Linked DNA regions of Homo sapiens: all the other regions are linked to region 3. Evidence: chromatin contacts called from ENCODE Hi-C or POLR2A ChIA-PET data. All regions are on one chromosome and are shown on one strand. The core of a region is the stretch at or near the end of the contact, and the rest is flanking DNA. Distances in the headings are between cores, read along the strand shown.

What was found. A loop is a pair of places that touch in the nucleus more often than their neighbours do. ChIA-PET counts read pairs that join two places held with the same protein, here RNA polymerase II (POLR2A). Pooled maps may share reads with other maps.
Region 1: a loop to region 3 is called in a map of naive thymus-derived CD4-positive, alpha-beta T cell, with 7 times the contacts of the local background. The contact joins the promoter of HK2 here to the promoter of NAGK in region 3. A Hi-C loop is called at or near these places in 1 of 168 maps with a recorded cell type or tissue (naive thymus-derived CD4-positive, alpha-beta T cell), 1 of 37 single-sample maps with no recorded cell type and 9 of 50 pooled maps.
Region 2: a loop to region 3 is called in a pooled map, with 7 times the contacts of the local background. The contact joins the promoter of MTHFD2 here to the promoter of NAGK in region 3. A Hi-C loop is called at or near these places in 1 of 37 single-sample maps with no recorded cell type and 5 of 50 pooled maps. POLR2A ChIA-PET finds 5 or more read pairs at or near these places in 2 of 52 experiments (OCI-LY7 and activated naive CD4-positive, alpha-beta T cell).
Region 4: a map of OCI-LY7 shows a loop between it and region 3 (11-fold over the local background). The contact joins the promoter of MOB1A here to the promoter of NAGK in region 3. A Hi-C loop is called at or near these places in 1 of 168 maps with a recorded cell type or tissue (OCI-LY7), 1 of 37 single-sample maps with no recorded cell type and 6 of 50 pooled maps.

The regions. Positions count from the first base shown.
Region 1 is chr2:74,832,758-74,839,120 of GRCh38, forward strand. It overlaps HK2 (hexokinase 2), which reads left to right and starts at 1,370. Exons shown (of 18, transcript NM_000189.5): 1 at 1,370-1,886. The coding sequence starts at 1,824. It overlaps HK2-DT (HK2 divergent transcript), which reads right to left and starts at 1,230. Exons shown (of 1, transcript NR_185897.1): 1 at 1-1,230. RefSeq lists silencers at 862-931, 1,112-1,341, 2,262-2,511, 4,450-4,607 and enhancers at 2,088-2,964, 2,742-2,811, 4,124-4,639.
Region 2 is chr2:74,197,008-74,203,501 of GRCh38, forward strand. MTHFD2 (methylenetetrahydrofolate dehydrogenase (NADP+ dependent) 2, methenyltetrahydrofolate cyclohydrolase) reads left to right here and starts at 1,608. Exons shown (of 8, transcript NM_006636.4): 1 at 1,608-1,735. The coding sequence starts at 1,635. RefSeq lists an enhancer at 1,270-1,828 and silencers at 1,537-1,676, 1,867-2,146, 2,277-2,366.
Region 3 is chr2:71,066,493-71,072,263 of GRCh38, forward strand. NAGK (N-acetylglucosamine kinase) reads left to right here and starts at 2,156. Exons shown (of 10, transcript NM_017567.6): 1 at 2,156-2,220; 2 at 4,010-4,094; 3 at 4,249-4,347; 4 at 5,194-5,335. The coding sequence starts at 2,192. RefSeq lists a silencer at 2,382-2,441.
Region 4 is chr2:74,173,797-74,180,531 of GRCh38, forward strand. MOB1A (MOB kinase activator 1A) reads right to left here and starts at 5,083. Exons shown (of 6, transcript NM_018221.5): 1 at 4,865-5,083. The coding sequence starts at 4,878. RefSeq lists silencers at 2,743-2,935, 4,655-4,844 and an enhancer at 4,108-4,791.

The sequences.
Region 1 (6,363 bases), core at 120-2,619, 3.8 Mb after region 3:
ACAGCACCCCACTGTTTGAAAAACTCCTCCTCAGTAGAACATGGCAGACCTTCATCTTCCTTCCCTGAACCTTTTCCAACCTTAGGCTTGCCATTCTCCACCAGTGCTAATGTCATGTCTCTTGAAATCTGTATTGAAGTCAGTATTTCATTCTTGCCAGTTTCCACTGTGTGTTTAAATTTGGAGTCTGGTGTCTAGCATTAGCTGGGGTTGGAGCTTCCACTCCTCTCAGCATTGGTAAGCCTCCTCACCCACCCCATCCCATGTCCAAGATCACCCAGTTACACACTTACCATCTACCCAGTTCATTCACATCATCAGTCCCAGAGCTGCAGAGATGCTCTTTTTCTACCTCCTACTTCTCTGGCTCTTAGAGAGGCAGCATGGGATAATGGGGCAAGCGAATAGGGCCTTAAAGTAGAGGGACAAGGGTTCTCTTCCCTATCTGCCACTTATTAGCTATGTGACCTCGTGTAAGTCTCTTTTCTTTTTGAGACAGGGTCTCCCTCTGTCACCTAGGCTGGAGTACAGTGGTATGATCATAGCTCACTGCAGCCTCGAACTCCTGGGCTCAAGCTATCCTTCCACCTTAGCCTTCTGAGCAGCAGGGACTACAGGCACATGCCACCATGTCCGGCTGATTTATTTATTTTTATTTGGGAAGATGGGGGTCTCACTATGTCGCCCAGGCTGGTCATGAACTCCTGGTCTCAAGCAACCCTCCAACCTTGGACTCCCAAAGTGCTGGGATTACAGGTGTGAGCCCTGGCCTTGCCTCAATTTCCTCATCTGTAAAACGGGGTTAGTGAAACTCACATCCTATCAGTGGTTTTGAGGATGGGCCGACTCTTGTATTGCCTGCTCTAGTACAATCAGCAGCTAAGGCGGCTCACTTTCCGGCCGTGCTACAATAGGTAAGAACTAGGATGCTTTAGACGTGTGACTGGGCAGTGGGAGCCCCTCACATGATCCCGAGATGCCAGACAGTGTCTCTCCGCACAGGGCGTGTGCTGGTCCAGAGGCCCGTTTTTCCAGTCGCCCCACACCCCGGGTCCGCGATCACGCTCCCCCCACCCATAGCCGAGCCTGACGCGGCGGTGGCTCATGCGCCTTTCCGTCCCAGCCTTTAGCCACGGACCACACGTCCCATCTCAGGCGCCCCGCCCCTCCCCCGCCCCCCGCCCCCGGCGCGCCTCCCCAGGCTGCCGGCTCCGGTGTCTGAGCGGCCGCGCCCGCGAGCCGTGAGCGATGATTGGCTGCGCCACGGCGGCGGGCGGTCCGTGGGCGCACACACCCTCCCCGCGCAGCCAATGGGCGTGCGCACGTCACTGATCCGGAGGCCCGCGGGCCGGCAGCCCCTCAATAAGCCACATTGTTGCATGAAACTCCGGCGCAGGAGTCCCGGGCTGCCGCTGGCAACATCGTGTCACCCAGCTAAGAAAATCCGCGGGCCCGAGCCACGCGCCTGTGAATCGGAGAGGTCCCACTGCCCGAGTGGAGCCGGGCTGAGATTCTTCTCAAGTTGAGCCTCAGTGATCCTGTGGCCGAAGTTAGCGCCTTGACGTGGGACAACCGGACACGTCGCCAGGAGAGAACTGAGGCGCCTTCTAGCAGTTGTGACGCCAAAATCACGTCTCCGGAGACCCGCGCCCTCCGCCAGCCGGGCGCACCCTCGCCGGTAGCCTTCTTTGTGCGCCGTCCGGACTCCCAGCTCCCGGCCCGGCAGCCGAGCCCCAGCACAAAGCAGTCGGACCGCGCCGCCCGCCTCCCCTCTCGCGTCTCCGCCTCGGTTTCCCAACTCTGCGCCGTCGGGCCGCGGCAGGATGATTGCCTCGCATCTGCTTGCCTACTTCTTCACGGAGCTCAACCATGACCAAGTGCAGAAGGTAAGTCAGCGCGGGCGGGGCGGCAGGCTGGGCTCTGGCAAAGTGGTCTGGCCTCCATCAGTCTCTTCCTCGACCCTGCGGGGACCCGCTTCCTCCCTACTCCGGGCCTGGGAGCGGAAAAAGTTTGGGCAGCCGGGACACTCCTGGGCGCCAGGAGCCACGTCCGCTAAGCACAGCCGGCGAGTGCGCGCGGGCGGGGAGCCGAGGTCGCGCTCCGCCGGGCGCCCTCCCTCCCTGAGCTCCGGCACGCGCTCACGCTCTCTCCCCCAGTCCCTTTTTCCCTGTTACTGGAGGGGCGGGTCACCCCGCAGGTAGTCAGGGATTGCTGCGCCCACGTGGGAGGGAGCCCCCTTCTGCAGCGCGAGTTCCGGCGAGAGCACGTGGAGAGAATCGTGGCTGCGGGAGGCTGCTCCGCTGCCGCGTGGGGCCGCCGGGGGCCGTCCGCGCTCGCGGACCGCGTGTAGGAGACGAGCGGTTCCCTTCTCCTTCCCCGCGGCCCTGCGGGGGTGGGCTCGAGGAGAAGCTGACCCGGGAAGGAGTAGGAAAGGGGCAGAGGAACTCCGCCCGCCGCGCCCCCTCCCCGGAACTGTGGCGCCCGGAACTGAGGCTCGGCGAGGGGCGTCCCCCATTAACCCCCGCCCCTCCAAATCAGCCTCGGGACCGCCCAGCCTCGTGTCCTCAGGATCTGCCTCTGAGTAAGGGGAGGACTTTGGTTGTTACTTTCTGGTTTGCCCTAAAAGTTACTCGGAGAGGCCAACGCGCCGCGTTCCTGGATTACTTGAGATTCTTGAGATTTATGTCCTTCCGAAAACGAGCTTTTTTTTCCTTAAGCCTCGACCTGTCTGTTCCCACCTGGCTCCGCAGCTCCCTATGGCTGAGCGCTCACCGCGGCCGGGTCATTTACATAAGAAAGAGCCTCAGGCCAAGCCGGGAAGCTCTCATTCCCCGCCTCGGGGTATGGGGGTGGGGATGGGGCCGGGGCCGGGGACGGGCAGGGCCAGGGGCGCGCTCAGAATTGAGTTTCTGAAATGCCCGGGATTAGGGGATTGGCTCCTGGCCCGGGCCTGGGCTACGATTTGAGGTAGGGGACAAGTTGGGAGGGGATTAGCTGGAGGGAGGTTGTTTTAAGAGCTGTGAGGCAACGGAGCGTTGCTCAGTTACATACTTGGAATTTCAATATCTGATGGGAACACATTTTTGGGAAAATGTCTTGCCATTACCGTTCTGTGCGACAACCTGCTCATATTCCCATTCTGGCGGTCCCGAGGGCATAGGAGGCATATTAATGTAGTGATGGCGCGTGAACCTCCAAGAAAAGCAGAAGTTACCCAGCCTCAAGTCTGGAGGAGCGAGCAGAGGCGGTTGATTTACTTGGGTTTTACTGTTTGTAAATGGCTGTTATTCTCTAATTCCTGGGATGTGGCTCTGCACCTTGATTCAGTTTACTTAAAAACGTGCCTTTGATTTGAGCTGGCAGGATCTTGGTAACTTCTCAACTTCTAAGAACTCTTGGGGAAGGCTATCATCTCTTGGCAAGTCCTAAAATACACAGTGGAGCGTCATTAATCTCAGGGAGTTCTCCTTTGGGTATTACCCCAGGACATTTGAATCCTTGCATAAATTTACTCTTCCTCAATCCAGAGGAGGGCACCAGGGTTGGAACCCCGTTGGAGTTATACCACTCTCAATCTTGGAATGGGGGTCATCTCTCTTCCCCCAGAGTGGAACGGGAATTAACCAGGGTATCTGGAAATGAGTTGTAATCTCTGTCTTGTGGTTTATTAACCATAGCACCCTGAGCCTCTTTGGACAGCCCGTTTCTCTTTGTGAAATGCAATAATAACAGTAGGCTTGTCCACTTTATGGAGTTGCGATTATTAAGCGCTGCAGTGTGCAACTGTCATTCCTGTAGGTTTTCTCTACCCTTGCAGCCACCTGTCAGTTTGAGAAGTGTCCCTGAAGACCCTTGGGTGTATTTCCTCTAAACTACCAATAGGGGCAGAATTGAATCAGGCCTTTAACTCAGTAATTGTCAGAACCTGGGATTTGACTCCCAGCTTAGGTGAGCGAAGCTGTTTGATTCCAGTGGCAGTTACATAGAAAGCAGAGACTCAGAGTATCTTGGAACCATCTTTCTGAGCTGCCATTGGAAAGAAGAATTAAGAGAGAAGAATGAAAATTTAGTATAACTTTAGAGTCTTTTGAAAAGACCTTTTGATTTGGACCCTTCTGAAATCCCCTTGTGATAAGATAATCTTACATATTCTGGGTTGTAGTCTGAGGACGTGGAAGGCTTGGGTTCACCTGCCCAACGAGGTCACTTGTCGTCTCCTGATGGACAAGCCCAGTGTTTTGGGGCATTAGAGATGAGAATCAGGGTTATTTCCTCACTTTTGCCAATTGGAACTCAGGAGCGACTGCAGAGCACCTACTGTGTACCTGGCACTGTTCTAAGCTCTTAGGTATGTCAGCTTATTAACATTCAAATCAGCCCCATGAGGTGAAGACTGATTGTTATTAGCATCCCTGTTTAACTGAGGCCCAGGGGTAACTTGCCCAAGGTCTCCAGCTTTTCTGTACGAGCTGGGAATCGAAGCCATGCATTTGGCTTTAGAGCACCATGCTCTTGAGCACATACTTGCCTGTCTCTGGGGAATGTGAGCGGGCTCCTGGCCCGGGCCTCTGCCCACTCCTGGCTGCTGGTAGCACCCCCACCCATCATGACCACAGATGGAACTAGCTCTTCTGTTGGTTTGATCAGTGGCACCAGTACCCTCTGGCTACTCCAGCTGAGAGTCCTGGATTCATTTTCATCAACTCTCTAACTCTGTCAACTGGTCTCTTGGTTACTTTGGAGGCCTGCTAAGGGTGTCCCTAAAACTCTTTCTGGAGCCAGACTGGATCATTTCAGGAGCTCTCTACAGCTCTTAATTGCCTCCCGCTTCTACCCCCCAGCTTAGCCTCATCTTCCTCTCCATCCTTTCATTCCTCTGTCCTGCCTGTTCACACTAGGTCCTTTTGCCCTTGTCTTTTTTTTTTTTTTTTTTTTTTGAGACACAGTTTCACTCTGTCACCAGGCTGGAGTGCAGTGGCGCTATCTCTGCTTAGTGCAACCTCTGCCTCCCAGGTTCAAGCGATTCTCCTGCCTCAGCCTCCTGAGTAGTTGGGATTACAGGCGTGCGCCACCATGCCCAGCTATTTTTTGTATTTTTAGTAGAGACAGGGTTTCACCATGTTGGCCAGGATGGTCTCGATCTCCTTACCTTGTGATCCACCTGCCTCAGCCTCCCGTAGTGTTGGGATTACAGGCGTGAGCCACCGCACGAGGCCTGCCCTTGCCATTTTTGTGGCCCTGAACTCTGCTTGGCTTCTTTCCACTTAACCCCTTCCAGCTCAAATGCAGTTTACTGTCTTAATTTTCTTTCTGCTTCCTTCTCCCCCTCCTGTGTGCCAACATTAGTGTGTTTGAACCTTGCATGACATTTGTTTCATTCCACCATCTGTTAGAGTTGATGGTTTTCAGTTTGGGTTCCTTCCTCAGGGCAGGGAGAATCTTGGCTGTTAGGTTTGTCGCTGCAGTTCCTGGCCACTGGTGAGGTGCTCAGTGAGTACAAGAGTAAAGGAGGAGACCTTTCTGGAGAAAGAAGCTAAACCAGGGCTGCAGGAAGTGGAGGAGCTGGGCAGGGCCAGCTAGTCTTAGGCTAAAGGGATGGTATATGGGTGGACACTTGGAGGGGTAGTTCGCAGTTATCTCTTCATCCAAAGCATGACCTGAGGCCAAAGCATGACCTGAGGCCGGTCCTGAGGAGGGAGAGAGAAAGGGAGGAGAGTTTCCTGTCCTTCAGCAATCAAGACTGTGTGTCCTGCCTATGGAGAGATGGAAGATTCTTTCTATTTTTTTTTTTTTTTTTTTGAGACGGAGTCTCGCTCTGTCGCCCAGGCTGGAGTGCAGTGGCGCAATCTCAGCTCACTGCAAACTCCACCTCCCGGGTTCACGCCATTCTCCTGCCTCAGCCTCCCGAGTAGCTGGGACTACAGGCGCCTGCCACCATGCCCGGGTATTTTTTTGTATTTTTAGTAGAGACGAGGTTTCACCGTGTTATCCAGGATGGTCTCAATCTCCTGACCTCGTGATCTGCCTGACTCCGCCTCCCAAAGTGGTGGGATTACAGGAGTGAGCCACCGCGCCTGGCTGATTCTTTCTATTGATTGAGATAAGTTAGTATACAAGATGCAGGATTTTGTCATTTAAGAATGGAGAATCAGGGTTAACCATAGAGATAAAATGAAGTATATACTCCTTTCTCTGACCATTGACCAAATTGTTTTAATACGCATAGACTGGTGACATTTGCACTGGAATCCTGTAATAGACATAGCTCATGTAGATTCCTTGTTGTATGAGCAAGGGGTGACCTTCAATGCTGGGCTTGAGAGGAATATCTTGGAAGCGAAAAGATTGAACAGAGACCCCAAG
Region 2 (6,494 bases), core at 358-2,857, 3.1 Mb after region 3:
GTGTTCCAAAGCTTTACAACTGTTTTTTTTCCTGGACAGTTTTAACATTCTAGGTCTGTGATCTTTCTTCTCAATGTGAAATGAGGAATCTGTAACCGTTTTTAGGAGACTCATTGGTTTAGGAAAATCACCTTATTAAATTTACAGACTTGTTAAGAGCTACGAAGTGATGTGTCTCCTCAATGGATCCTATCAGAAGGCATATATGTGTGTTCCCTTACTGGGTGGTGCTAACTTTGATCACGTGGTTGAAGCAGTAACTGTCATGTTTCTTCACTGTAAATTTACCATTTTCCTTTCCTTCCTGGAGGCTAGAAGTAAAGGTCAAGGTGTTGACAGGATTGGTTTCCCCTGTTCTTTGTTTGTTTGTTTTGTTTTTTGAGACAGAGTCTTTTTGTTGCCCAGGCTGAAGTGCAGTGGCACAGTCTCGGCTCCCTGCAACCTCTGCCTCCCAGATTCAAGCGATTCTCATGCCTCAGTCTCCCCAGTAGCTGGGATTACAGCGTCCGCCACGATGCTCAGATAATTTTTTGTGTTTTTAGTAGAGACGGGGGTTTCAACACATTGGCCAGGCTGGTCTCGAACTCCTGGCCTCAGGTGATCCGTCCGCCTTGGCCTCCCAAAGAGCTGGGGATTACAGAAGTGAGCCACCGCGCCCTGCCCTCCTTAAGTTTCCTTGCGGGAGAGATACTTTGAGACTATGCAAAAAGTTTGCGGGAAAAAATACAGGAAGCCCAGTTGAATCTGAATTCCAGATAAGCCATAAATAAAGTATAAATATGACCTCCCAAAGTGTTTATCTAAAATTCTGATTTGATTGGGCATCTTGTGTTTTTATTTGCTAGATCTGGCAACCCTATATGTAAATATCTTGCTCCTCATCCAACTTTCACCCAGTTGTTTTGACATCTATTGCTGCTTCTGAATCAGGGTTGCACATGCAACCCTGACGTCTGTCTCTGAATATCTTTTATGATTTTACTTTTTTTGTTGTTGTTTTGAGATATGGTCTCACTCTCGTCGCCCAGGCTGGAGTGCAGTGGCGCGCCTTCAGCTCACTGCAGCCTCAACCTCCTGAACTCAGGTGATCCTTCCACCTCAGCCTCCCCAGTAGCTGGTACTGTAGTCACGCGCCACCATGTACTGATTTTGGAAAATGGTGATTTTCTAACTCCATCATTCCTTTTACTTCTGTTCGTTGGCATTCTATCAGCTTGTCTTTTCATCCACCCTTTACAGTGCTTGGCACACAGTAGGCGCTCATATAATTGTTCAACGAATGAATGAATGAACTTTTCTCTTGTGTTGTCCGGCCTTCGGTGACACTAGCGGCGTCAGGCAGGAGTTTGACTTCCTCAGCCTATCATGGCACGTTGCCGAGGCTTCAGCGCCTTACAGGACCTCGCTCCAGGCTCTTCTGGCTCCAATCAAAAGCAGGGCTCTTTCGGACTTCGCTTACGTTTAATAAAGAAAACCGGTTGGCCCCTTCGGCTCCACCTGGCTCAACAGACAGCCAGTGGCATGCGGCAGGGACCAATGGGTGGCGGAGGGAGGCGGGGCCTGCCACGAGGCCGCAGTATAACCGCGTGGCCCGCGCGCGCGCTTCCCTCCCGGCGCAGTCACCGGCGCGGTCTATGGCTGCGACTTCTCTAATGTCTGCTTTGGCTGCCCGGCTGCTGCAGCCCGCGCACAGCTGCTCCCTTCGCCTTCGCCCTTTCCACCTCGCGGCAGTTCGGTAAGAGGGTCACAGAGCTCGGTCAGCGCGGAAAGCTGAGGGGAACGGAGGGCGAGGGGCACGCCGGGCCCCCGAGGGACACCGAGGGAAGTCCTTCCCGAACATCTCCGCCCCGGCGGTGGTGGCCGCTGAGGGGTGTGGCGGGGCGACGTGGCACCGAGCGCCGCCGCAGCTCTCGACTGGGGCGCTTCCTCGGCGCGGAGGGCTGGTACCCGAAGCCCGCCTTTCGGAGGGAGCCGCTCTCCTGCGACTCGGGGCGTCGCCGGGGCCCGTGGCCAGTCGGCGGGCGGGACGGGGGTGGCGTGCGGAACGCGAAGGCATCAGTTTACGCGGAGCCTTCCGACAGCGCCGGCCGCCTCTGGCTGGGATGCTGAGAGTCGTCTGGGGGAGAACAGGCGAGGGTTCCAAAAGAGCAGCCCTCGGCGAGTTGTCCTTGCGGGGACCCTAGCGGCGGAGGGCGCTGCTGCAGCTGATGAAATCGCGGAGCCGACTTGCTCGGGGTCCCCGCGCCGCCCTCCTCCCTCCGCCGGTGGGAGTGGCCCGCGCTGCCTCCGCTCTGCCAGGAACATGAACGGACTCTGGGCACCCTAGCTTTGGCTGCAGCCCACCAGAGCCTGTCAGTGCCGGGCTGCGTACATAGAGGTGGCAAACATCCGGGAGGCTCCCAGGGCCTTAGGGAAAGGGGGAATGGAGAGTGACAAGTACCCATATTTCAGCGGTACTTGCAGAATTTCAGTTTTACAAGATGAAGAGTTCTGAAGATGGATGGTGGTGATGGTTGCACAACATATGAACGTATTTAATACCACTGAACTGCACTTAAAAATGGTTAAGATGGGCCGGGCGTGGTGACACGCGCCGAGGCTGAGGCACGAGAATCGCTTGAGCCCAGGAGTTCGAGGCTGCAGTGAGCCGTGATTGCACCACTGCCCTCCAGTCTGGGCGACAGAGCGAGACCCTGTCTCAAAAAAAAAAAAAAAAAAAAAAGTTGATAAGGTTTATGTTATGTGAATTTTACCACAATAACAAAATTGGGAAAAATATACAGGGGAGGAGGAAAGGAAAAGCTCTGTTTGCATTTTTGGGTTTCCTTGGGAAGGTGATTTGGTCGGTCATTAGAGCGCTGGCATTGTTGGCATTGTTAGAGCCCTGCACCTTACAACATCAGCCCCTTCTTTTTTTCATCTAACGTTCACTGTGTACCAGACACTATGCCAAGCTGTGCGAATTCAAAGATGAGAAAAACTGTTCTTAATGGAGCTCATGTTCCTGACAAGGGGCAGAACACGCGTGTAATTTCCAGTCAGTGCGGAAATGCTGTTAGAAATATTTCAAAGGCGCTGCTTGTTGGAGCAATGAGTTCTTGAAGGAAAACGTGGGAGGGGACTTTCAGGGTTTTCCCTGGTCTGACTCTTGACCTCCCCCATGTTTCGTTACTGTGTGTTTTCTCCCCTTCTCCCTCTTCCTGAGTGCTGGCCTCATGTGACTGTGGACCAGACCTTTCCTAGGCTTCCATGGTCCAAAAGAGATTTATAAAGATGCTCTCATTCATTACCTAAAGAACTGGGCCAGTTTGTCTACACTCTCCAATAACAAATGCTCTTTTCACTACCTTTCTGAAAGAACAAGTAAGCTTCATCCACATCTCTGAAAGCAATCCATATTATCTGTACTGCACATTTGCTATTTACAATTCCCACATATTGCTTTCTTACTGCTGCTTATTTTTTAAAATACTGTTTATTTTTAAATACTGCTTATTTTTAAAAAGTTGTATCCTTTTAAAAATATGAGTCTGCATTCTTTTTTTTTTTTTCTTTGTTGGATGGTATGAGAGTTTCAGGAACATAAACCTATGGTTGGAGAAATAGTAGCCTAGGAGACAGTGGGATTAGGAAGTCAATGGACTTTAGAGGCAGAAGTTTGCCTTTGAATCTTGTTTCTACTATCCTCAGTTTCATCTTCTGTATTACAGTGTTATTATAATAGTCCCAAGGTAACAGAGTAATATATGTTAAAGTGTAAGCAAAACACCTAGTGTTTAATAGATGTTTGTTCCTTTCTCCATTATGTCTTCCTTCACTCATTATTTTTCCCATTAATAATTGATAACAACTCTTCCCTAAATCACTTGATTATGAATTGTAAAATGTCCTGATACTAATTTCTCATGGAAAATTACAGTACTGTAAGCTATTGAATTAAAAGGAAAGTGAAGATGCTACTCACTTGGATTTTAGTTTTGAATTTTATTTTATTTTTTGAGACGGAGTCTTACTTTGTTGCCCAGGCTGGAGTGCAATGGTGCAATCTTGGCTCACTGCAACCTCTGCCTCCTGGGTTCAAGCTGTTCTCCTACCTCAGCCTCCCAAACAGCTGGGACTATAGGCGCACACCACCATGCCCTGCTAATTTTTGTATTTTTAGTAGAGACAGGGTTTCACCATGTTGGCCAGGCTGGTCTCGACCTCCTGACCTCAAATGATCCACCCACCTTGACCTCCCAAAATGCAGGGATTACAGGCATGAGCCACAGTTTTGGATTTTATTTGAACAGTCCTCTTGACTTCTTCCTATTCTGTTGATTACCTATCTTAATGGGATTTTTTTCTTTCCTTTTTTTTTTTCTTTTTTGGCAGGGGAATCTCTCCCTAGGTCAGGTTGGAGTGCAGTGCTGCAATCACGGCTTACTGCAGCCTTGACCTCCTGGGCTCAAGTGATCCTCCCACCTCAGCTTGTGAGTAACTGGGACCACAGGAGCATACCACCATGCCTGGCTAATTTTTTTTTTTTTTAACTTTTAGTAGAGATGGGGTCTCACCATGTTGCCCACGCTAGTCTTGAACTTGGCCTCCCAAAATGCTGGGATTACAAGGCCTGTGCCACCATGCCCAGCCCTGGGAATTTTTTCTAAACACATCTGTGAATGCATTTAATTCTGGGATAAATGTTAGCTAATATAGTTACAATTTTGGATTCCCCGTGGGACTTAGCTGACTCTCCATTTCCCTGTTTATTTTGGGGTAGCAGTTAATCTGCCCCTTGGCAAAAGAGATGATGCTAAATTAGTTAATGACTCACTCCCAAGGCTGTATTTCACATTTTGCAGAGTTGTGGGAAGCAGAGGAGGGCTGACAGTTATACTATGAAAGATATTCATTGCATGTGACTTTGTTTTTGGTTCTTGTTACTCTTTGACTGTTTTTCTTTCTTTTCTTTTTTTTTTTTTAAGCAAATTGGCATAACATCCAGAACCTGCTTTTGGAAGCAAAGTTTGGGACTTGGAACACTGGCTTTTCCCAGAACCCTGTGTCCTTAACTTCAGTATATGATTTTATCTGAATGTGCTAATACCATTTTCTCTAAGTTTACTGCTTTCAAAAGAAACTTTTTATGAGGTGCAAGCTAAGTCATTCTCACTGACTAGATATACATATAGTGTATATACTTATATATATCTCCTTATGTGTAAGTGTATCTATTTTAAGGATACATGTGTATGTGTGTGTATATATACATATATATATAAAACCAAGAGAAAAGAGTAAGAAATTAGTTTTATTGAACATATATGCCTGGCACATTATATATGTTTGTTATTTCATTCAACATAAATGACTGTTCTAAGCCGTTTTAAAGTAGTCTTTCACTCTGTAGTGTTCCAGGATTAGGAATGTATTTTTGGCCTGCGGTGGGCATTCCAGGTACTAATACAAATCAGGAATGAGGAATGTTGCCAGGTGTATTTGTATCAGCAAAACCCCCCTATTTTAATTTTTTTTTTTTGAGATGGAGTCTGACTCTGTTGCCCAGGCTGGAGTGCAGTGGCACGATCTCCGCTCACGGCAGTCTCTGCTCACTGCAACCTCTGCCTCCCGGGTTCAATCGATTCTCCTGCCTCAGCCTCCCAAGTAGCTGGGTCTACAGGTGCGTGCCACCATGCCCGGCTAATTTTTTGTATTTTTAGTAGAGACGGGGTTTCACCATATGAGCCAGGATGGTCTCAATCTCCTGACCTCATGATCTGCCTACCTTGGCTTCCCGAAGTGTTGGGATTACAGATGTGAGCCACCATGCCCGGCCTGCAAAACCCTTTTAATGAAGTCCTCTTCGACTCTAATTCTGAAATGGAATTGTGAATATTAATATGTTTTCAATTTCTTCATATACCATGGGTATAATTAAATGCTATTATATGTTGTGCCATGCTAGTATTATATAAAATCAGGGTAAAAGTATTTGATTTGCTGTAAGATTGTAACTTTTTTCTTTTTTTGAGATGGAGTCTTGCCCTGTTACACAGTCTGGAGTGCAGTGGCGTGATCTTGGCTCACTGCAACCTATGCCTCCTGGGTTCGAGATATTCTCCTACCTCAGCTCCCGAGTAGCTGAGATTACAATTACAGGGTCCTGCCACCATGCCTGGCAAATTTTTGTATTTTTAGTAGAGGCGGGGTTTTGCCATGTTGGCCAGGCTGGTCTCAAACCCCTGACCTCAAGTGATCTGCCCACCTTGGCCTCCCAAAATGCTAGGATTACAGGCATGAGCCACCGTGCCTGGCCAGATTATAATAATTTAATACTTCACAAGATGCAATACAGATTAAGATAAAGTTTATATATAAGATTATTGCATTATATCTAAGATGTTGAGATTTGGTTTAAAGTTGGTATTTAATCATAATGCAATAAAAAACACTTATTGAAGGCCTAAAGATTGTGAAAGCTTTAAAATCCCATTTAAATTAGCAGTTACTGG
Region 3 (5,771 bases), core at 906-3,405:
TGGTCTTGAACTCCTGATCTTGGGTGATCCACCCCCTCGGCCTCCCAAAGTGCTGGGATTACAGGAATGAGCCACCACGCCCGGCTACTTTCTTCTTTAAATCAATTATATGGCCATTATTTATTTCATAAATAGGCATTCAGTGACTTTGAAATATTATGGTCCAGATAGAGACAACAGGGTTGTACAACAGAAATATGTAGGTCAAAATTTTAAATATTCTAGTAGTGACACTAAAAAATATAATAGATTGGCAAAATTTAGTAATCTATAATCTTGATCTACTACATCCAGAATGTTATTTCAACATGTGATTCATATAATAGTGACTAATGAGGTATCTTACACTCTTTTTTTGTAGTAAGTCTTTGAAATCCTGTGTGTATTCTACATTGACGGGACATCTCATTTTGGACTAACCACATTTCAAGTGCTCAGTATTCACATATGGATACTGTGCAGGACAGCACACACTAATTGGTAATGTAAATACAAGTTAGTTAAGATCTGTGAAGTACTTTATGGTTTCCAAAACTCTTTTGGCATTTAAATCTTGCGTCAGCCCCAGCAGGTAGATGTTTATCATTTCCATTTTGTAGAGGAGAGGCTGCAGCAATTACCTGTAAGTCACCCAAGCTCATCCAGCTAGTAAATGGTGAACTCAATTCTTGTCTTAAACCTGGGCACTTTCCCTTTTGCTTGCTTGCCTAAACAAGCAATACAAAGACAAACTTAATATTTATACACATACGTCCCATGGCTCATTGCAGTAGTACAGGACAGAAACAATTATTTCAAAATCCACCTACAATCTAGTCTCCAAAAATCCTGCCCAGTTTAATTGCACCACAATCTACTAACTGTAATTCTAAAAATGTGTATGTTGGATAATCTTCCAGCTCTAAAGTGCTGTGAATTAAAAAAATGCCATAGGCAGGCATAAAAAAATCCTACCCTCTATTATATTCTCCATCTGATATAGAATATATGATATATATTCTATAAATGAATACATGATACAGAGTCTATCATGTAGTGATTTACTTTTTACTTTTGTGAATTACAACGTGGTAGGGTAGGAAATGAGAAAGCTTAAAAAGCCTAATTTTCTCACTAAAGCATAACCAGACACAGCAGCCTATTAGGGGTTTCTCCAGAAGATGGCAGGCAGTCAAGGGGGACAGAGTTCGACCCGCGACAGGCCAACTGATTTCCCCAAAAAGATGCCAAGGGCAGCTAACCGCCCTCCTGGCCCGCGAAGCTGCTCCTTGAGGGCCCAAAACTTCCCGGAGGAGCCAGAGGAGGCCCTCAGGAGCCACAGCTCTCCCTGACTTGGCCTGTATTTGCACCCCTAGGGATCCCATTCCCTTTCCCGACGCAGCGCAAGGAAGGGGAGCGGAATGGGGGCTGAAAGGCAATAAAAAACTTGTAAAGCCGTATCTGCTAGTTCTCCCAGTGGGCTATGTCCCTGCAAATATCCTCCACAAGAAGTAAACTGGGTGGGTAGGAAGAGGTGAAGGCTCCCTCCTCAGGGCTGCCGGGACCGCCTCGAGGGCTTGTCTGTTTAGGTCCCAATTCCTCCCGGATCCGTACATTCACACGAGCGCAGGGCAACAATCTGAGCGAGTGTTCGTGTGTGCCCGTGTGACTCGCCATCGCGTGGCAGATGTTCAGTAGAACATTACAGTAATTTCTGTTACAGGTCCATGGGCGCAGGTCCCTGAGCCCACAGCTTCGCGGGGGTCTGGCCGAGCATGCGTCACAACCTACGCGGCCAAGAGCAGTGCGCACGCGCAACCTAACGCGGGACTGCCAGCAACTTCCGGGCGTTTACAGGCAGGCAGGTCAGTGATGTGTCCTAAGGGTCCGACCGACCTAGATACCCCTCTTTGATTCCTCCTCTTGGGATTAGTGTCCATCTCTGGAAGCAGGATCCAGGAGGACGGGAGGGGCCGCTGCGGACCGCAGTCGCTCCACCTGGAGGAGACACCAGAAGGAAGACAGCCTGAGGGACGCAGCCATCCCCGGCTCCTACCGGCGCCCCGCCCCGCGCATGCGCACGCGCACAGGGAGTCAGCTGGCTGCGCGGGAGGTCACGGGAAGTGGGGCGGTGCCCAGACAGCTGGAGGGAAGGAGGTGTCAGGCGGGGAGAGACGCAAACGGCGGGACCAGCAGCGACGGTAGCAGCAGCATGGCCGCGATCTATGGGGGTGTAGAGGGGTGAGTGCGGCCCGGCGGAGGGAGCCTGGGCCCGAAGGCGGGGCGGAAGGCCGTGGCCAGCCTGGCAAGCTGGTGGCCTTGATCCTCGGCGTCCGGGCACTTTGGGCGGCGGGACCTTGCGGTGAAGAGGTGTGTGCACGCGCAGGGGCGCCCTGGAGCGCACAGCTGTATGCCTTACGGGGACTCTGCCTGTGCAACAGCCACACCCCGGGTTGGGGATCCTTTGTGTTTCTTGGCGGAACCACGCCCCTTTCTTCCACGAAACACCCACTCCGCTGTCTTCAGCTGGAGAAGCAGCTCCTTTTTCCTATTCCTGACCTCGGACAGAGTTTTGCAGAACAGGTGTCAGGTGTGAAATTGCTGAGCGCGGGCAGGGTGGGGAGTGGGAGTGGGGAGAAGCGGGACAAAGATCTTGGCTGAGGTTATCCGGGAGCTGGAGCAGCTGCGAGCCAGAGTACTAGGTTGTCCTGATGTCTGAAAACCGCTCCATCCCTGTTGGCCTTCCATGCTGCTTTCACTAGATTGCATTTTTCTGCTCAGAAGCTTGTTTACTGAACTTTTTGTAATAGCTCTGCCCCTGGGTATGACCATGGACAAGATATTTACCCTCCCTGGGCTACAGTTACCGTATGTGCAAAGTGAGGATAGGGATAAATAAGATCGCTATGTCCCTGCCAGTGGCAACATTCTGTGAATCTGAGTTTGTCAAATCAGGGAATAATGGGGGTCGCTGGCCTCTCAGCCAGGGCACTGTACTTTCGAATCTGTGATTGTTTTCACTTCTCTGGCAGCCACACCCCACTGCTGATTCACAGACCCCAAAGTCTTTTCACATGAATTGTTAGGAATGATCTTTCCCATCCTGTATTTGTAGCACTTAAAAAAAACAGTATAGGAGTCTGCATTCATCCTTGTTATAGTCATCTGTAAGATATGACCCGTTTCTTCCAGTTCGTCAAGACATGCTTTTGGATGTGGAATCTGCCACCTCATGTATTAACTACCCCCTTGAAATTTCATGTCCTCTTTGAGTTTGATGAGCGGTCTTCAGTGTCTTCTTCTGCCATTCCTAAAAGTAATGATCAATAAAGAAACATATATCCCATCACCACAGATCTCCCTGTGAACTACTGTGACCCCCAGTAATCAACATTTGAAGGTTTAGTTGCTTAAGTATGTATGAAGTCACCCTGCCATCTGGTCAGCATTTCTAGCAAAGGTGTCTTGAAGACCTTGGCAGCTGGATCTTGAAATGCAGTCTTTAGCTATTGTGAGGGAAGCAGAGAGATGTGCCATTTTTCTTAGGAGTGTTTGCTGAGCATTGCCTGTGCCAGCTCCTGTGCTCGTTCTGAGAGGGTAAGTAAGTGATCAGGAGCTTGACCCAGTGGAGCTTGAAGTCTAGTGAGAGGCGGACACAAAGCGTCTGAACACACACTTCATACAGAGGAGACTTTAATAACTTTGGAGGCACTATGAAGGTTTAACTAACGGAGACTTAACTAATTCGTTGGGGTGGGCCACACCTCAGAAAAGGTTTCGAGGACTAGGTGAAGCGTAAGTAGAGTCTTGCAGGATAAGGAGGACATCCCCAAGGGAAGAGGAGTGAGAATTATGTTTCAGTTAAAGAGCACTCAAACACTGAACCACAGAGGCGGGTTTGGGAGTGGTGATTGAGTTTGTCGAAGCTGTCTCCTCCATCATACTGGGCTCTGCCAGTGTGGACAGCACAAGCTTAGCTCTCTCTGTGGGTTTTTCCGAGCAAGATCAAGTGCCCTCTTGTGTTCTGTAGGGGAGGCACACGATCCGAGGTCCTTTTAGTCTCAGAGGATGGGAAGATCCTGGCAGAAGCAGATGGACTGAGCACAAACCACTGGGTAAAAACCACACTGAGGGGATCAGAGGGCTTGGTTCTGATTTTATTCTCTGTAATTCCTGTTGAGGTGGTGGCTGGGACTCACAGAGCAGCCTGTGGGGGCAACATAGCTTCTGTAAGCCTTTGTAACTCCTTCTTCCCTTGATTGGGGCCAGCTGATCGGGACAGACAAGTGTGTGGAGAGGATCAATGAGATGGTGAACAGGGCCAAACGGAAAGCAGGGGTGGATCCTCTGGTACCGCTGCGAAGCTTGGTGAGTCTGGGGCGGAGCCTGGGAATTCAGCCATCTGTGACACTGAGACAGCTAGCAAGTTTGGACTAGATGAGTTTGATGACTGCAGAGGGAAAGACCTCCAAGACTTAGTCCCTGGTGTCAAAACTGTCATAATCTCACCCAGTCTCATGGCTTCAGTTGCCACCTACAAACTACAAATGTGTTGGAAGAGCACAGGGCTTTGGAGAGCTGCTGAGACCTTGGTTTGAATCCCAGCTTTGCTGCTCAGTATCTGCGTAACCCTGTGTAGGTTACTCACCTTCTCTAAGCCTCAGTTTCCTCATTTGGAAAATGTGAATAGTAGCTACCTCAGAGTTGTTGGGAAAGTAAAATGGCATGATACATTGCAAAGTGGTTAGTATAGAGCCTGACCCATAAGCACTCATTAAATGTTAGCTATTATTTACTCCTGGTTCAGATCTTTCTCCCAAGTTGCGGTAGCTCCAGCTACTCCCTGGACATATATGTGAGATGTTCTGCAGACACAGGCAAACCTCGTGTATACCAAACCAAGCTTACCTCTCTCCATCTCCCCTCACCTTGCCCCGCTGCCTGATCTTTCTGTTAAGAGCACTACTGCCCTTCCAAGCTCCAAAGCTGGCATTGTTGAATCCCCTCTTTCTTCTGTCCATCCCCAGTCCAGGTTGTTCTTATAACCACAGCCTTCTGAGGGGTCATTGTGTGGGGAGAAAGGAGGACTGGGGCTGGGTGAACAGGGTATGGCCAGATGGGGAGAACAGGAATCAGGCATCAGGAGGGGGCGGGGGTTGAGAAAAGAGCTGGGGCTGGGGCTCTGCACACTCGCTCACCTCCCGCGTGGCCTAGGGCCTATCTCTGAGCGGTGGGGACCAGGAGGACGCGGGGAGGATCCTGATCGAGGAGCTGAGGGACCGATTTCCCTACCTGAGTGAAAGCTACTTAATCACCACCGATGCCGCCGGCTCCATCGCCACAGCTACACCGGATGGTGAGGAAGTGGAGGGAGGGGTGAGAGTGAGAACTGGTTTTTTTGGGAAAGCCCCTTAGATATAGCTGACAAAACTTGTTCTGCAAATATCCAGAAGGCAGCCACTCTTATATTCCCCTCAACTCTTTAAGTAGTTTAAGTCTCTGCCAGAGCAAGGACCAGGCAGCAGGAGGAAGGGCAAGAAAGGTCTCTTGATGGGAATCCAGGAGTGGGGTCAAACATAACTCCCCTGCAGATGAGGGACCACCTGGGGGCGGTGTAGTGAGGAAGGCAGGCTGGGGAAGCTGTCAGTGCTGAGGAGGAAGTGGGGTGGCCTTGTGATAGTGTAAAGAGTTTTGGTGTCATGGGATTGGTGTTTGAATCCCAGTTCCTGTTTTGCCTGCTATACCATGTTGGCGAAGTTCCAAAACTCTGAGTTTCAGTTTTCTCATCTATA
Region 4 (6,735 bases), core at 3,833-6,332, 3.1 Mb after region 3:
AAATTAGCCGGGCGTGGTGGAGGGCGCCTGTAGTCCCAGCTACACGGGAGGCTGAGGCAGGAGAATGGGGTGAACCCGGGAGGCGGAGCTTGCAGTGAGTCGAGATCGCACCACTGCACTCCAGCCTGGGCGACAGAGCGAAACTCCGTCTCAAAAAAAAAAAAAAAAAAAAAGAAAATGATGGGGCCATGGCTAGGTGCGGTGGCTCACACCTGTAATCCCAGCACTTTGGGAGGCCGAGGCAGTGGATCACGAGGTCAAGAGATTGAGACTATCCTGCCCAACATGGTGAAACCCCGTCTCCACTAAAAAACAAGTACAAAAATTAGCTGGGCGTGGTGGCACACGCCTGTAGTCCCAGCTACTCGGGAAGCTGAGGCAGGAGAATGGCTTGAACCCAGGAGGCGGAGGTTGCAGTGAGCCAAGCTTGCACCACTGCACTCCAGCTTGGCAACAGAGTGAGACTCCGTCTCAAAAAAAAAAAAAAAAGAAAAGAAAAGAAAAAAGAAAATGGTGGAGCCAAGTGCAGTCGCTCACACCTCTAATCCCAGCCATTTGAGAGACCAAGGCAGGAGGATTTCTTGAGCCCAGGAGTTTGAGACCAGCCAGGACAACATAGTAAGGCGGAATGGGGGGTGGGGAAGATAAAAAGAAAATGGCGCAGGGAGGTTTAGTTCAAAAATCCAGTATTCTATATCAAAATATTTGAGACGCCTTGAAAGCAAACCACAGTAAAAGAAACACTAACATCTTTAAGTTTATAATAGGGAAAATAAATGAGACAGGCACAACTCGTTATTGAGGAAAAAATGTTTTTATTCCTATCTCACACCATCCATAAAGTCTTCCTGCACAAAACTCAGAAACCTCAAAGAAAAAGTGGACAGATTTCAAATAGTATCAATTAAAACTTTCATAACAGAGCAAAAAGACAAGTAACCAAATAAAAGTACTTGTAACATATATTACAAAGGATGAACTGGATAATAGAGGGCTTCTGTAACTCGTTAAGAATATAAGGAATCCTTTAGAAAAATAGGCTAAGGAGATGAATAGGCAATTCAGAAGTATGACAATCAATGAGCATGAGAAAAACTGTTCAATTAAAGTAAGATTTATTTTTTCCCTAATCTGAATGTCAAAAGTTTAAATGATTACATTAAATGTGGACTAGGGTAGGGGCCCCCAACCCCAAGGACACAGACTGGAGCCCACAGAAGGAGATGAGCAGTGAGCAAGCAGCAAAGCTTCATCTGTATTTACAGCTGCTCCCCATTGCTGGCATTACCACCTGAGCTCCACCTCTTGTCATATCAGCAGAGGCATTAGGTTCTCACAGGAGCGTGAACACTACTGTGAACTGTGCATGCAAGGGATCTAAATTGCATGTGCCTTATGAGAATCTAAAGCCTGATGATCTGTCACTCTCTCCCATTACCCCCAGATGGGATTGTCTAGTTGCTCAGAGCTCCCACTGATTATACATTATGATGAGTGGTAGAATTATTTCATTATATATTCCAATGTCATAATAGAAATAAAGTGCACAATCAATGTAATGCATTTGAATCATCCAGAAACCATCTCCCCAACCAGATCTGTGGAAAAATTGTCTTCCACAAAACTGGTCCCTGGTGCCAAAAAGGTTAGGGACCACTGGACTAGGGTACAGAGAAACTAGTATTTTAATACACTACTGGTGAAAGTATAAAGTGTAACATTTTGGGAGGGCAATATGGTAGTATCTATTAATACTGAAAAGCTCCTCAAGCCATCCATTCTACTTCTAAATATCTCCTCTAGATATGGATAAGAATTTTTTTCCAAGATTGTTTTTAATAGGGAGAAACCTAGAAGCAATCCTCAAGTTTATCAGTAGAGGATTGAATTAAAGTATGGTACATCCATATCATGGAATATTGTATAGAAGTTAAGAAAACCAGACAGAGTACACGTATTCACAGGGAAAGATCTAATACATGGTTAAACATAATACACAACCAAACGTACAGCAGGAGCCCATTTTGTAAATACATAGAAAATATCAAAAACTAAACTCATCAAAACTGGTGATTACTTCTAGGAAGAGGAATGGAATAGAACTATGGACTTTTACTTTACCTGAGTAATTTGGAATTTAAATAAGACTGATTAAGAAGTAAAAAAGAGCCGGGTGCAGTGGCTCACACCTGTAATCCCAGCACTCTGGGAGGGCAAGGCGGGTGGATCACTTGAGGTCAGGAGTTTGAGACCACCCTGACCAACATAGTGAAACCCCGCCTCTACTACACACACACACACACACACACACACACACACACACACACAAACTAGCCGGGCGTGGTGGCAAGTGCCTGTAATCCCAGCTACTTGGGAGGCTGAGGCAGGAGAATTGCTTGAACCCGGGATGCAGAGGTTGCAGTGAGCTGAGATCGCACCACTGCACTCCAGCCTAGGCAACAGAGTGAGACCCTGTCTCAAAAAAAAAAAAAAAAAAAAAAAGGAGGTAAAAAAGAATGATGAAAACACTAAAAATCATATCTGAAAAGTTTTTAACATGATAAAAAAAACTATATTGAACAAGGAAGAAAATATTTGCAAATCATAGATGTGATAAAGACTTGTATCTAGAATGTATAAAGAAGTCCTACAACTCAAAAAGACAGCCCAATTTAAAAACAGGCAAGGCCGGGCGCAGTGGCTCACGCGTGTAATCCCTGCACTTTGGGAGGCCGAGGTGGGCGGATCACTAGGTCAGGATATTGAGACCATCTTGGCTAACACGGTGAAACCCCGTCTCTACTAAAAACACAAAATATTAGCCAGGCATGGTGGCAGGCGCCTGTAGTCCCAGCTACTTGGGAGACTGAGGCAGGAGAATGGCGTGAACCCGGGAGGCGGAGCTTACAGTGAGCCGAGATTGAGCCACTGCACTCCAGCCTGGGCGACAGAGCAAGACTCTGTCTCAAAAAAAAAAAAAAAGAAAATTAACAAGTGCTATGAGAGGTGTGGGGAAATTGGACCCCTCATAGAGTACTTATGGGAATGTAAAATGGTGCAGCACTTTGAAGTTTGGCAGTTCCTCAAAAGGTTAAACATAGTTACCACTTAAGCCAGCAATTCTGCTCCTAAGTATATACCCAAGAGATATGAACACATACATCCACGCAAAAACCTGTCACATATGTTCACAGCAGCATTATTCATAATGGCCAAAAAGCGGGAACAACTCAAGTGTCCATCAAGAAGGCCAAGTTTTAAAAAAAGAAAGTCTCGGCCGAGTGCGGGAGTGGATCATCTGAGGTCAGGAGTTCGAGACCAGCCTGGCCAACATGATGAAACCCAGTCTCCACTAAAAATACAAAAATGAGCCAGGTGTGGTGGCCGGCGCCTGTAATCCCAGCTACTCGGGAGTGTGAGGCAGGAGAGTCGCTTGAACCCGGGAGGCAGAGGTTGCAGTGAGCCGAGACCGTGCCATCCCCGGAGGCAGAGGTTGCAGTGAGCCGAGACCGTGCCATTGCACTCTAGCCTGGAGGACAGAGCGAAACTCCGTCTCAAAAAATAAAAAAAAAGAAAAAGTCTCGTATTAAGGTCCACAAAGCAACTGTGCATTCACTAATTAAATATCAACTCGTAAGAAAAAAGTGGAGGAGGGAGGAATACTTCTATTAATATGGAAGTTAAATCTAAATCATACAGGCTTTTTGACAAGGTAATCGTATTTTAGAGACCATTCATTTACGAGAATAACCCAAAGGAAGGAAAATGAGACGCAGATAAACATATTCTGAGTAGTGCTATTTTATAATAGTAAATACTGGAAGGAATCCCAGTTTCTCACAATAAAGTGGGTAAACTCTGGTTATAAAAAATAAAAAAAAAACTATATAGTGTTTTTATATTGTATTTAATAAAAATGTCAAGCATGTGGATTACATCCATAACTAAAATTGGATAATTATTCAATCACAAAACACACATTTAAGCAATATACAAGGTAGAGAGAGACACCTGAGAATAAAAAATACTGTGCCAGAGCAATGCTTCTCAAACCTTAATGTGCATAAGAATCATCAGGGAATTTACAAGCTTTTTCATTTTAGCCTTGTTTGGTTGGGCTCAGGCATTATCTCTAAAATGAGATTCTAAGGTATGCCTATCAAGTTAATTGCTGTAGTGCACTAAAATGGCAATACTGTGTTTCTGCAATGGGACTATGAATTTGTTTTAACTTTCCAAATTATTTATAATACTGCAATGTACTATATAATAATGCTGTATGGTATATTACATAATGATTAAAAACACAGGATTCTACCGAGGACAAGAGAAGTTGGTTAAAATCAAAGCCAGTAAGTGGGCAGAATCAGAACTGGACAGAACGATCCGACTCCAAGGCCAGCATCTTAACTTCAAGCTTCTCAAACTGCGGCAACGCACATTCTCCTGGGGCGGCATTTAACACCGACAATAATGAAACTGGACCTATAACCGAGCAACGAGTTAAGTCGGCAAGGACGGTTTCTAGAAGCTCGAGACAAGAGAAACTGGGGGCTCGCGGCTCCGCCCCCAGATCGTCTCCCCGCCCTCGGGGGCGCTCGGGCGGAAAAGTTTGGAGGCGCGACGGCCCCGGGGCCTTTCTACTCCCCAGCCTTCACGCTCCGTTTCCTTTACTTCGACCTTCATCTCTGTCGGCCTCTCCCAACATCTCGGCCTCCCCCGCGGACCCGAACAGAGGCAAAACAAACGCCAGCTACCCCGCCCCCGCCTCGGCCCCCAGGCCGAGCCCTCGCCTCAGGTCCGGGGAGGCCTCCCCCACAACCTCGGCCCGCAGGCCCGGCGCCCGCGGCCCGACCCCACTCACAAGAGGAAGCTCATCTTCGGTCCTCAGAGGGGAGGCGAGGGGCCCCTGGCCCCCGCCTGGATCAGGATTCGGAGCTGGCTAGAGGGAGCGGACCGTCCTTAGCTCACGGGCAGCGGAAGCCGGGCCGCCGCCGCTCGGAGCCGGGTTTCTGGCCGCTGCGAGCCTTTGCAAACCTCGGCGCCCGCCTTGCCCGCCTACCCCACCTCGCAGACCCGAAATGCGGAACCAACAAAATCTCGCGAGCTAAGGTTTCGCTGCGCCGGGAGGGACTTGTCGCGCCCCCTTTCGCTCCGCCTCGTCCTAGAACTCGGCCAATCATCGCTCTCCAAGCCAGGACCTCCCTCCCCCGGAGGCGTGGCGAGGATGGCGGTCCTGCGGAAGGGGCAGTGGCTGGTCCTGCTCTTAGAGTATCTTGGTGCTGCTGGGTTTCGATCCCGCTCCCTAGGTTATGCAGGGACCTCTATAAGCGCTGCGTACTCCTGCAATTTTTAAAATTGTTAATTTAATTTTTACTTGAAATATATTCACATAGCATAAAATCTGTCCTTTAAACATGTACCCTCTAGTGGTCTTTTTCGGTTTTTTCTTTCTTTTTTTTTTTTTTTTCTGAGGTGTCTCGCTCTGTCGCCCAGACTGGAGTTCACAGTTCACTGCAGCCTGGACTTCCTGGGCTTAAGTGATCCTCTCGCCTCAGCCTCCCGAGTAGCTGAGACCACAGGTGCCTGCCACCACGCCCGGCTAATTTTCTCAAAGTTTTTGCAGAGACGAGCGTCTCACTGTGTTGCCCAAGCTGGTCTTGGACTCCTGAGCTCAAGGGATCCTCCTGGTTTGACCTCCCAAAATGCTGGGATCACAGGTGTGAGCCACTGCCTCCGGCTTTGTTTATGTTTTCAAAGTGTGCCAACCATCAGCACTAATTTTTTTTTTTTTTTTGACAGAGTCTCACTTTGTAACCCAGGCTGGAATGCAGTGGTGCAATCTCGGCCCGTTGCAACCTCTGCCTTCCAGATTCAAGTGATTCTCATGCCTCAGCCTCCCGAGTAGCTGGGATCACAGTCGTGCGCCACCACACCCGTCTAATTTTTGTATTTTTTTTTTTTTTTTTTTTTAGTAAAGACGGGGTTTCGCCATGTTGGCCAGGCTGGTCTCGGTCTTGAACTCCTGACCTCAAGTGGTCCACCCGCCTCGGCCTCCCAAAGCTGGGATTACAGGCGTGAGCCACCGCGCCCAGCCTAACCATAATTTTAGGCCATTTTCATCACCCCGAAAAGAAACCCCATACCTATTAGCAGTTACTCTTTATTACCCACCTCCCTCCTCCCAACCCCTGGCAACCACTACTCTACTTTCTATTTCCATGGATTTACCTAATCTGGACATTTCATATACACTGTGAATGGAAGCATACATTATGTGGTCTTTTGTGACTGACTTCTTTCACTTAGCATAATGTTTTAAAACGCACCCATATTGTAGCATGTATCAAAGCTTCATTACTGGCCAGGCACAGTTGTGGCTTACGCCTGTAATCCCAGCACTTTGGGAGTCTGAGGCTGGCGGATCACTTGAGCTCAGGAGTTCGAGACCAGCCTGGGCAACATGGTGAAACCCCGCCTCTACAAAAACACAAAAATTAGCCAGGCGTAATGGTGTGTGCCAGTGGTCACAGCTATTCGGGAGGCTGAGGCGGGAGGATTCCTTGAGTCCAGGAGATGGAGGCTGCAGTGAGCCAAGATGGCGCCACTTCACTCCAGCCTGGGTGACAGAGCCAGATCCTGTCTCTAAAACAAAAAAAAAAAAAAGAAAAAAGAAAAAAACTTTATTTCTTTCTATGGATGAGTAATATTCCATTATGTGAATATACCACATTC